Linked DNA regions of Homo sapiens: regions 2 and 3 are each linked to region 1. A link is a contact called in ENCODE Hi-C or POLR2A ChIA-PET data. All regions are on one chromosome and are shown on one strand. Each heading gives the region's core, a stretch centred on a gene start or an enhancer-like site at or near the end of the contact. The rest is flanking DNA. Distances are from core to core; before and after follow the strand shown. Region 1 holds the start of PSMD14 (proteasome 26S subunit, non-ATPase 14). Region 2 overlaps LOC101929532 (a long non-coding RNA gene). Region 3 overlaps RBMS1 (RNA binding motif single stranded interacting protein 1).

Region 1 (3,654 bases), core at 437-2,936:
TAGTATGGCTGGAGCAAAAGGTGCTCCAAACAAAGTTTAAGGGTTTTTTTTTTTTTTGACCTTTATAATGAATGTTATGGGGAGCCACTAGTGGAATTTTAAATAAAGAAGGAGCATGACTACATATAGCACAAAAATTTTTACCAGTGAGGTGGAGAATGGATTAAAAGGAATCAGACCGAAGGCGGAAAGATCAAAGAGCATTCTAAAAAAGTAGCCTGGGGAACATGGTGAAATCCTGTCTCTACTAAAAAAATAAAATAAATAAAAACATAAATAAAAATTAACTGGGCATGGTGGCAAGCGCCTGTAGCCCTAGCTACCTAGGAGGCTGAAGTGGGAGGGTTGCCTGAGCCCGGGGACGGGATGTTGCAGTGAGCCCAGATGGCGCCACTGCACTCCAGCCTGCGTGACAAAGCAAGACCCTAACTCAAAAATGCATTAATAAATAAATACATATAAAATAAAATAAAATAAAAAAGAAGTGAGGAAGGTCTGAGTTAAGGCCAAAGTGGGGAGTATTTAGAAGGGGAAGTGGTGGATTGGAAAAGCTGTTATGGAGATTACACATTTCATGGTTTCTACAGTGGGGAGAGATGAAAAAGAGGCAAGTGTTCATACTCTTAAGTTTCTGATTAGGAAAATTATTTGGAGGACGGGGCTACTCACCCCCTCCTCCCATAAAAAATGAATAGAGAGGCATAGGTTTGGGGGGGAAGCATAAAGATGTGGATCCAAATATTACCTATGAGTAAAATAATCTTTGTGTTTTTAAAGGTATTAATATCTTAAAGCAATTGTGCTACTCAAATCACAGTTTGGATCCAGGCGCTGTAATCTTTCCTCACCCTCTGTCCAGTAGATTCATCACCATTCTCGATTTAGGAATGCTTTAAAGATGCTTGTTATTTGGAACATATTTGAGAAAGTGACAGGAACGTGGCAAACAAGCTGCCTTAAACAGAGACTGTACCTAGACCTAGAGTGTAATATCAACTTGTCAAGTATATCTTCTGCAACTTTGCTTTTTGAAAGCCTAGCACAAAGTAGATCATGAGTAAAATGTGATTGCCGATAATTACATGGAGAAATGTGAATAAATGACTCTTTAAACCCTGTAAACTAAACTCGGCTTAAAATAGGTGGTTTGAACATTTGGGAAACCTTAGTTTTCCCTGAAATCCAATCCTTGCAAAGCAATAATGACAAGAGGTGGATAAAGCGGACTTACAGAAAAGGGCGTCTTACCGGTCCCCTCTAATCACACCATCCCCCCTCTTTTAAAAAAATTTTCTTCTCAGATAACCAAGTTAAATCTAGCTCAAATGAACCTTTTAGTTTTTGAGGAGGGCAATAATAGTAGTGAACACCAAAACGAAAGGGGATCTGGGCTTCAAAATACTAACAGTTCTATTTCCTAGCCAGTCGTCTCCCGGGCTGGATGTGCCGCCGTCCCAGATCTCAGCGGCGGCCGCAGAGCGCAGAGGTAGGGAGAGAAAAAGGAGGCGTCGGCGGGGCGCGAGCGACCAGGGCGCTAAGTGCCGCCTCACAGTCCTGCCAGAGACAGGAGACGCCGGGCCGCCCGCGCCGTCTGTCCCAAGAGCTCCTCCTGGACATCCGCTTGACTCTCCGTCGTCTCCAATTGGCCGTCGGGGAACGGAAGCCGAAGCAAACTAGTGAACCCGGAAGTGCTTCGCGGCGGAGGCCCGGGCAACTCTTTTGAATGGAATCGGGCTGATTCATCGCCGGTTTGCAGACAGAGCCGCGTCGGGTGTGCGCCGCTGCTGCTGTTGCCTCTGTCTTCGCGTCACCACAGAGGCAAGACAAGGGTCCATATCGCGGCATCCGGCTCCCGCCCGTCTTCAGGTAAGACCCAGAAGGCAGGCCTGGGAGGTCTGGGGAGGCAGCCGTGCTAGGCCGCCGCCAGCCCCGTGCTTTCCTGAGTCACGTTGCCCAGCTGAGTTGCCACAGGAGGCCTGGGCCGCGAGGGAGGAGCCCGGCCTCCTTCATTCTCTTCGCCTGCTCTCAGGGCTCTCTGGCAGGGTCAGGTCTGGATGTCGCCTCCTTTCTCCATTCTTTTCTGTTTGGCCGAATTCACATCATGGGAACCTCTTCCATCTATATAGAGAGAATCCTTGTTTATGGCCTGTTTGTCTGTGCTCTATCCATAGTTGTTAACCGGTCTGCTTTGAAGTTTTTCAAAGCAGACCGGGAAAACAAGGGAGAGAGAGTAGAATTAACTTTCCCATTGAATACGTTTGTTTTATCTCTTGTCCTTCCTGTAAGCCTTAACCCTTTTTCTGTTAGTGTTAGGTTTTCAGCTCCCTCCAAAAAGTAAACAAAAGTCCTGCAGATACACTGCTTTTGGACCTTGAATATCTTAAAAACAAAGTGTGCTACTATGGCTGTTAACTTACTTTCAATATCATACTAATTGAGTAATTGTTGGTAAATTGATTACATTTCTCGTTTTAAGTAAAGTAGAAATCTGCTACCGTATGTTACATCTTGCAACTTAATTTTCCTGGGGATGTAGCTCTGTGTCTGTCAAAAGAAAAAGAATGTAAACTTTTGAGTCTATAAACCTAGTGACTGAAGGAAAAATTCTCGAGAAAATAAATGGTAATATAAGTTGATAAAATATTATGGAAAGGCAGGGGAAAGGGTTTAAAAATGAGCATAAAATAGAGTTATAGTGTGAAAGTGATTTTGTTCCACTGGTCACAAGTGTTTTTTTAGTGCTTCTGACTTAATGTGTTTGAGAAAAGCAGCAAGACATGCACTGATACTGTAGAAATAACAAAAACATGAACACAGTTTTAGTGGAGATGATTAATATAATGGTGGCCTTCCTGTCACGTAAGGCTACCTACCAGCTGACTCATTTGAAGTTTAGAGGTTAAGATATATAGTGGTTCTGAATTAACTACAGTTAAGGTGTGTTTAGTGAAGTGCTATTTAGTGAAAAAGGCTAAATGTTGTCTTGAATTTGTCCCTAAATCTTGCCAAGGGAAGAAAGTTTTCAAGTGATGATCTTTTATTGATGCTTCACCTGTTGACTTTGGGAGTTTTTGGTTTTTTGTTTTTTTTTCAGCCTAAAGTGCTTGGTAAATAATACATTGCCATTTTAATTTAGGCCGGGTGCGGTGGCTCACACCTGTAATCCCAGCACTTTGGGAGGCTGAGGTGGGCAGATCATGAGATGATCCAGCCTGGCCAAGACTAGCCTGGCTAACATAGTGAAAACCCGTCTCTACTAAAAGTATAAAAAAATCAGCCGGGCATGGTGGCACGTGCCTGTATTCCCAGCTACCTCAGGAGGCTGGAGGTGGAACCTGGGAGGTGGAGGTTGCAGTGAGCCAAGATCGCGCAACTGCACTCCAGCTTGGGCAACAGAGTGAGACTTTGTCTCAAAAAAAAGAGAAAAAGCTGAATTTTAATCTGTTTGACATGGGTTCATCTTATTTTCATACTGGCCATGTAAACCATGTGCTTGTTAATATATAGTTTGTGAACCATATGTATGAAAGTCAATAAATATTATTGCTGTTGTTATTGTTATTATCTTAGAAGTGGAAGAGATTAATCTAGTCCTCTTATTTCAGTAACAAGAAGCAACTGTGCTTTTTTAATTTTCAATTTTGTAGTAACGTT
Region 2 (3,690 bases), core at 105-2,604, 820 kb after region 1:
ATGCTCAGTTACTCCTTGGATTCCTTGGATTCCCAGTATTCCTCAGATAAGCCTTTCCTTTTGCTGAAGCAAATGTAAATGTTTTTCTGTCCTCTACATTTAAAAGTGTGCTAATAAATATTTTGAAAGGACAAATCTGATCTGTATCATTCAACAGCTGCTCATTACCTGCACATCAAGTGCAAATTCTTTAGCATGGCTTTTGAGGCCTCTCATGACCTCTGAAGCCTCATCTCTGACTTGCCCTTGCTTTCTCCCTTCTCCCAGCCCCCCTCCCTCCTCCCTGTCTGTCCTCCATGCTCCAGCCACATTCCAATGCTTCTCACTTTCCACACTGCTGCATTCTACCAGCTTCTCACCACACCGTTCCCTCTCCATGAAATACTTCTCCACCACTCTTCCTCCCCCAGAAGCACTGAATCATCCTTCAGATCCCAGCTTAGGCATTATTTCCTCCCAAAGTCCTCTTAGGACCCCTAAGACTGGGTTGTTTGCTCTTCATATGCTATCCCATAGCACCTTGTTCGTAACTGTGTTGTAGCTTTTATTGCTTGGCATCAAAATGGCCTGTTTATTTGGAGGAGACACTAAGCTCTGTGAGGGAAGAACAGTATTTGCCTCACTGTTGTACCCCCCGCCCCAATGCTTTATACTTTACCTAGAATACAGTTTGCGCCCAAATATTTGTTCAATAAACAAACGAATATATACAGAGAACCATGTCTCTTATCTAAGTGAGAACAACTGAGGCCCAAGTGTGCTGTAAACTTTTTTTCAGGAAAGTGTCCAATCAGCCTCATTTCTGCTTAGACTAGGGTCTGTAAATCTCTAATAATATTTTTGAGAGCTGCTGTCTCAGGCTTCACAACCAGACAAATGCTTTTAATGTATGCAACTTTCTCTTATGCTAAATCAGAGCGAAATGCACATGAATCGATATAAAGATTATCTGCATTTTGTGGACATGGGTGGTCCAGACACCCACAAGGAGATAAATAAATGTTTGAGGTGGGTCCTTCAATGATTTTTACAACGGATGCCAATTTGGCAAGCTTGACTGGGCCCTACCAGTGTGAGGAACCATGATTTTGGTATGATGTTGGGGAATTTGTGGCTTCCATCTGCTGGTTATCTCACAAAATGTAGAGCTGAGAAAAATCACATACTGATTAAATCATAGAATCCCACACTTGGAAGGGACTTCATGAGATGATCTGGGCCCGCCTCCTGAAGGTCAATGCATAAATCATCTTGTGCAGATGGCTGTTTATACTATTTTTAAAGCTCTTTAAGGATGGAGATTACACAGCTTCCCTTGGTAGTCTGATCTTCATGGTCAAGAACTTCCTTTTTTAAAAGCCCAGCTCCTCACTGCAGTTTGGCTCATTTCCTCTTTTTGTCAGCTCTCTGTGAACATGGAGAACACATGATCAACCTTTCCTGCTAATTATCTCTGGCCCACACCTGTACCCTAGCAATTAATTATTAGGATTTATGCTATTTTTCCCCTCCCAAGCTATGCAGTTGCAATTCCTTAATTTTTTTCAGAAGACTTATTTTTTTCCTCCTCAATTACTTTTGTAATTTATACTTTTTCTCCTTAGAGTCTGTCCCATAGCTCATTATATAAAACTAGTAATAGCAGCTCTCCTCAAGTCCTAATCAGCTGTAAATAAACAGCAAAGCTTTCATCTTTTCTTACTCCAGTATCATATTTGCTGTTTAGATCACAGCACTTCCTTTTTGTTTGTGGTGTAGATTAGGTTCCACAATAAACTTCAAGCCTTTTACTGTCAAACTGCTACTTTCTACATGTCATATCTGTGTAATTCGCCTTTGTTTTTTTGATAGACTGAGTAATGCTCCCCCACCCCAAAGATGTCCGTGTCCTGGTCCCCAGGACTGTGAATATGTTACCTTGCCTGGCAAAAGGGACTTTGCAGATATGAGTAAGGACCTTGAGATGGGGAGAGTATCCAGAATTATTCAGGTGGGCCCAATGTAATCACAGGGGTCCTTATCAAACAGAGGCCCGGAGGATCTGGGTAGGAGAGAAAAGATGGCCGCAGAGATGAGAGTGATGGGCTTTGAGGATGGAGGAAGGAGCCACAAGCCAAGCAATGCAGCCGCAGGAGCTGGAAAAGGCAAGGAAACGGACTTTCCCCTGGAACTCCCATGGAGAAGCATGGCCCTGACCTGCCCACACCTTGATAGTAGCTCATTGAAACCTGTTTGGGCTTCTGATTTGCGGAGATGTAAAGCAATACATTTGTGTTGTTTTAAGCAGCTAAGTTTGTGGTGATTTGTTACAGCAGCAATAAGAAACATACAATTTACTAATATAATAATCTGTGCTTGTCTTGAACGTCATGGTCTTATTCAACAGAGCATTTTTTGATTTATAGAGGTTTCTTGATACTGTGTTCTCATCATCCAAAGCCACATCAAAATGAGTGGTTATTTACTAGACTATTGATAACCTTAACTTCTTATCAACTGTTTTAAAGTAATTTATGTACTAGAGGATTCCATTTATTGAACAGGTTCTATGTACCACATATTTGAGCTTGGAATGTGCTATCTCACTTAAGCGTGACAACAAAACCACAAGGCAGAGATTATTATCGGAGCCCCATTTTACTGGGGCTTGGAGCAGTGCAGCAGTGCAGCTAGTTGCTAATGGAGCTGACAGTCAAGCTCCAGCCTGCTTGATTTTAAAGTCTATCCTCTCTCTACCATGATGACCTGCCACTGTGCTGTGCTCACTTTCTCTAGTGGAGTACAAAATTGTGAAGAATCTGAAGCATTGAATTTTCAAGGAAGATGTGTTACTATATGTAATTTTCTTGGGAAAAAAAAGCTGGTTTCCTAGAAATGCTATGTAATTATTCCAGATGTCAGATTGAAATGATTTCAAACACCCAAACCAAAATTATAATTGTTGAAAAGTGAGAGGGATCACTCAAAAACATTAGTTGGGAAAGCAAAAGCTCTCTCTGTCTTGGCAGGAACCTATACTTTCCCTGGGGAAATATCATTTCTAAGGAGCAAAACTTCTGAATTAGTTTTCAGCAAAGTATGCTTTAAATTCTTCTGTCCTATGAAAGTTTCTGACATCGTGTCATTCTTCAGTTGAATTCTGTTGCCTACATAATTTGACATGTGAGACAAGGAGGGATGCTATTTTACTTCCATGATCCTCTTCCTTTTCTCGGTTCTCTCTGTTTGGAAGAGAGGAGAGTGCAACTTTATTTTTAATACTAACCTTTTCCAGCTACGCTTTCCATGTGGTCTGCTGAGGCTGGGAGGATATATACATTTGTTTTCAAGTCATCTCATTTTAAACTGACCAGCAAATATTTAATCAGCCAACAACTATCCCTTGGTTCTGCTAACTAGTCCTCTCCCTCTCCCTTTTTACTGAACAATTAGTACATTTTCTTAGTATCATAGTAAACACTATGCAGATACAGCTTCAATTTCTGCCTCTCTTCCAACCACACTGCTTCACCTATGTCCCTGATATATAAATCTGACAGCTTCTCTCCATCCTGTACCTCCTGGCAGATCTTAAAAGACCACAATGATCTACACTGTTATCTGCATCCCTTACTTACTTGTCTCTTCTTAATGCACTATAATTCAATCTGCCGCATCATTCCTTTGTGAGACCATGAAACTTGTCTCACA
Region 3 (3,557 bases), core at 605-3,104, 900 kb before region 1:
TCCATGCATAAGACAACTGTTTTGACTTCCCTTTTGCTGTCTCCTCTCACTAGGACCCTTTACTGCAAGTTATCAAGCACAAGTATAAAATAGAAAACATTCATCAGAATGTTCAAGTCATAGGTGCCTTTCTCTGAGAACTTACTGCTCAACACCCCAGCAGCTCAGACCTGTCGTCTGTGCATCTATGGAAAAAATTCCCTGTACAACCTCAGTTGTCAAGAGTGGTCTCTTAGGAAACCACAATGTAAACCACAAAAGAAGAGAATAGATTAATTTTTCTATGGCTGTACTCTAAGGTCATGATATTTTGGATGCTGTGCAATCCAGAATGCTAAAATTTGATTGGATACACTCTGCAATAGTTTTATGGGGATAAGAAAAGTTTTTAAGTGATGATGAAATTTAAATTAGAAAACTAAAAGAATTCTAATACTAAATACTAAGATATACTAAGAATACTAAAAGAATGTTAAAAAGACTCTGGCCGGGCACGGTGGCTCACGCCTGTAATCCCAGCACTTTGGTAGGCTGAGGCGGGCGGATCACGAGGTCTCGAGACCATCCAGGCTAACACGGTGAAACCCCGTCTCTACTAAAAATACAAAAAATTAGCCGGGCATAGTGGCGGGCGCCTGTAGTCCCAGCTACTCAGGAGGCTGAGGCAGGAGAATGGCGTGAACCCAGGAGGCGGAGCTTGCAGTGAGCCGAGATCACGCCGCTGCACCCCAGTCTGGGTGACAGAGTGAGACCCCGTCTCAAAAAAAAAAAAAAAAAAAAAAAAAATTAAAAGACTCTAAGACTAGAGAAGGATATCTAAAAGCCAACAAAATGTATGTTCTATAATGGTGAATGACATAAAAGGAGAGAATATAAGGCATATATGTTTTAAAAAAACAATGTCCACCGGGGTTCAAAAGTTCCAAACTTAACTAGGTACTGTGTTCTTAAGTAAAGCATTACAAAGAGATAAGATAGATTGTCTACCCTCAACAAAATCTAAAATGTAATGAAGTCACTCAAACACAAAGAATGCAACGTAAGAAAAAAAAACATAACTATGAGACCCTGTATATAACATACACACTCAATTATAGATTATTCATAAGTGCTTAGTTGTAAGAGTGATTACAGGGACAGATCCTGGTGAGGTTCATCTGAAAAAGTTCCTCGACCTTTGAAACAAATATGTTCTAACACATAGAAAGTAAGAAAACAGTCCAGAGAGACTGCAAGTTATCATGGTAAAAACGGGGCTTTGGAAGAACCTGTCCTAGAGATGCTCATCCTCTTTTTTTTTTGAGACGAAGTCTCGCTCTGTTACCAGGCTGCAGTGCAGTGGCGCGATCTCAGCTCACTGCAACCTCTGCCTCTCGGGTTCCAGCGATTCTTCTGCCTCAGCCTCCCGAGTAGCTGGGACTACAGGCGTGTGCCACCACGCCTGTCTAATTTTTGTATTTTTAGTAGAGATGATGTTTCACCATGTTGGCCAGGATGGTCTCGATCTCTTGACCTCGTGATCCGCCCATCTCGGCCTCCCAAAGTTCTGGGATTACAGGCCTGAGCCACCGCACCTCACCAATGCTCATCCTCTTTCAAGGGAAACAGACTTTGCTGCCTGGGCTGTCCTATGTCTTCCTCCCTCACCTCACTCAGCTGGTAGGTAAAGAAGCTGTGGGAATCTGATCCAAGGGCAACTGACAGGCCAGTGACCTATGACCTGGCTGGGACTGAAAAAATGAGCAGGACCAATCCAATTCTCACCCTTGGGGATTTGATTCTGAAAACTTCAATGGCTGAACCAGTTACTAAGGGGCCAGCAACTATAAGAGTGCCAGGGGTAGAGTTGAGGCCACAACAAGCCAAAACCATATGCAAGCCAAGGTTATGAGGAAGCAGAAACTATGAGTAAACAGGAAGCTTACTGGCAGCGGGCAGAGAGTAGAGCATGCCAGGAGTGGGTGAGCATTTGGCCATGAAATGATGGAGGGGGCTGCAGTCCCTAGAGCTGCTTTGGCTCTTAAGACTTACAACAGCCCCTCCACATGTGTACTTAAAACACCCTTCTTCAGAAAGCTTAAAGGAATCTGGACTTTGCAATCCAAGGAACAGAATTAAAGCAGAACCAAGCAGATCTGGGTCCATATTTCAGCTTCCCACTTGTGCTCTGGGCAAGTTTGCTAACCTCTCTTGAGTGCCAGACTCCTCACAAAATTGTCTTAAGTACAGTACATGGACAAAAGTGTCAAACTCAGTAAATGGCAGTTGTTGTTATTTTTTTCCAGGTTTTATCATGGTGATGCCTAGATTTAAATGGTTGCACTGTGCAAATAACTGATGCTGAACATCAAAGAACAGGAGCAAGGGTACAGCAGGAATTAAGCACAAGCAAATTTAGGCAAGGGGAGGGCATTTTTGTAAAAAACTGTTAAATGGCTGAATGAATATTCTTTCTAAGGTTGTGTATACTGCAGATTTAACTTTAAAAGGAAAACGAAAGTCTAAAAAAAGGTCTGTTTCAAGAGCCTAGGTGCACTGAAGTTTTTCTTCATCTGTTTTTGTCCAGTTTCCTTTAAAGAAGTTAGGTGTTGGAGAAGAGCCATTTTTGAATGAATTGGAAGACTGTGAGCAGTATCAGAGATCACTCTCATAAGCCAGGAGGTGTATACCAACTAGAATAATAAGGATGCAGCCACCAGTACATGCAGAAGCCTGCAATCTAAAATAGGAGATGACACACATAGGTAATAATGCCTTCTGCCACTTAAAAGAGCTCATATACCTGAAATTAGAGAATTGAATTTGAAAGACATTTGTCCCAAAGCAACAATTTTAAAATGAAAGTTTCATTTTTAAACCTTTCACGTCTCATTTAACTTTCACAACAACCTTTGAGGTTGGAAGGGTTATAAGCCTCAATGTACAGATGAAAGAAAAAAAGTTAAGGCTGGGTGACCTATCCACAAAGCTAGTAAGCAAGTAGCAAACTAGGATTAAAATCTAGACCTGGCTAGGGTTAAAAGATTTACTAAGTCTTATGCTCTCTAAAACTCTGTAACGCCGCATCTCAAAAAAAGCCTTATAGATGATGATGCTTCAATTCCTAGGTGAGTACTTGTAAACCATAGAGCGCCCAAATTGCTTGCTGTACACTAATAATGCAAGACATTAAGTGATAAGTGCCAGGCAAGTGTTCTAGACAATCGTGTGCTATGGGAGTCCACAGCAGGGAGAGATCAATATTGGATATAACATGGGCGTGGGAAGCTCAACTGTATAAATGTTTTGTTAGAAGGATACTCAGAAAGAAGCATTGTGCAGATGATCAGAAAAACAGAACTACAGATAGAAGGCTAGCATGAGGGACAATGCAGACTTGGGGTAATCACTGCTGAAATCATTGCTAATTGATGAACTTCCTAAAAGGGGAAGGTGAGGCGTCCTAGAGGACCCAACACCCTAATACACATATTACCGAGCCCCACATAAAAGAGTAAGCTTTGAATGAAATTACTACAAAGAAAGTATGGTGGCGAAGCTAAGCTTTGAAAGAAGGA

What was found. Hi-C counts contacts between places; a loop is a spot of excess contacts on that map. ChIA-PET counts read pairs that join two places held with the same protein, here RNA polymerase II (POLR2A). Pooled maps may share reads with other maps.
Region 2: a map of naive thymus-derived CD4-positive, alpha-beta T cell shows a loop between it and region 1 (2.9-fold over the local background). The contact joins the enhancer-like site here to the promoter of PSMD14 in region 1. A Hi-C loop is called at or near these places in 1 of 168 maps with a recorded cell type or tissue (naive thymus-derived CD4-positive, alpha-beta T cell) and 9 of 50 pooled maps.
Region 3: a loop to region 1 is called in a map of naive thymus-derived CD4-positive, alpha-beta T cell, with 6 times the contacts of the local background. The contact joins the enhancer-like site here to the promoter of PSMD14 in region 1. A Hi-C loop is called at or near these places in 1 of 168 maps with a recorded cell type or tissue (naive thymus-derived CD4-positive, alpha-beta T cell), 1 of 37 single-sample maps with no recorded cell type and 6 of 50 pooled maps. POLR2A ChIA-PET finds 5 or more read pairs at or near these places in 1 of 52 experiments (activated T-cell).

Annotation. Positions count from the first base shown.
Region 1 is chr2:161,306,739-161,310,392 of GRCh38, forward strand. PSMD14 (proteasome 26S subunit, non-ATPase 14) reads left to right here and starts at 1,687. Exons shown (of 12, transcript NM_005805.6): 1 at 1,687-1,866. RefSeq lists an enhancer at 1,555-2,014.
Region 2 is chr2:162,125,002-162,128,691 of GRCh38, forward strand. The region is part of intron 1 of LOC101929532 (a long non-coding RNA gene); the gene reads left to right. Among named protein-coding and RNA genes, the nearest start is that of GCG, 25 kb to the right of the region's middle. Within about 2 kb of position 1,355, at least 2 of the 41 ENCODE cell types and tissues checked have a DNase peak (open chromatin) inside an H3K27ac peak, as active enhancers do.
Region 3 is chr2:160,409,462-160,413,018 of GRCh38, forward strand. The region is part of intron 1 of RBMS1 (RNA binding motif single stranded interacting protein 1); the gene reads right to left. Among named protein-coding and RNA genes, the nearest start is that of MIR4785, 3.4 kb to the left of the region's middle. Within about 2 kb of position 1,855, at least 11 of the 41 ENCODE cell types and tissues checked have a DNase peak (open chromatin) inside an H3K27ac peak, as active enhancers do.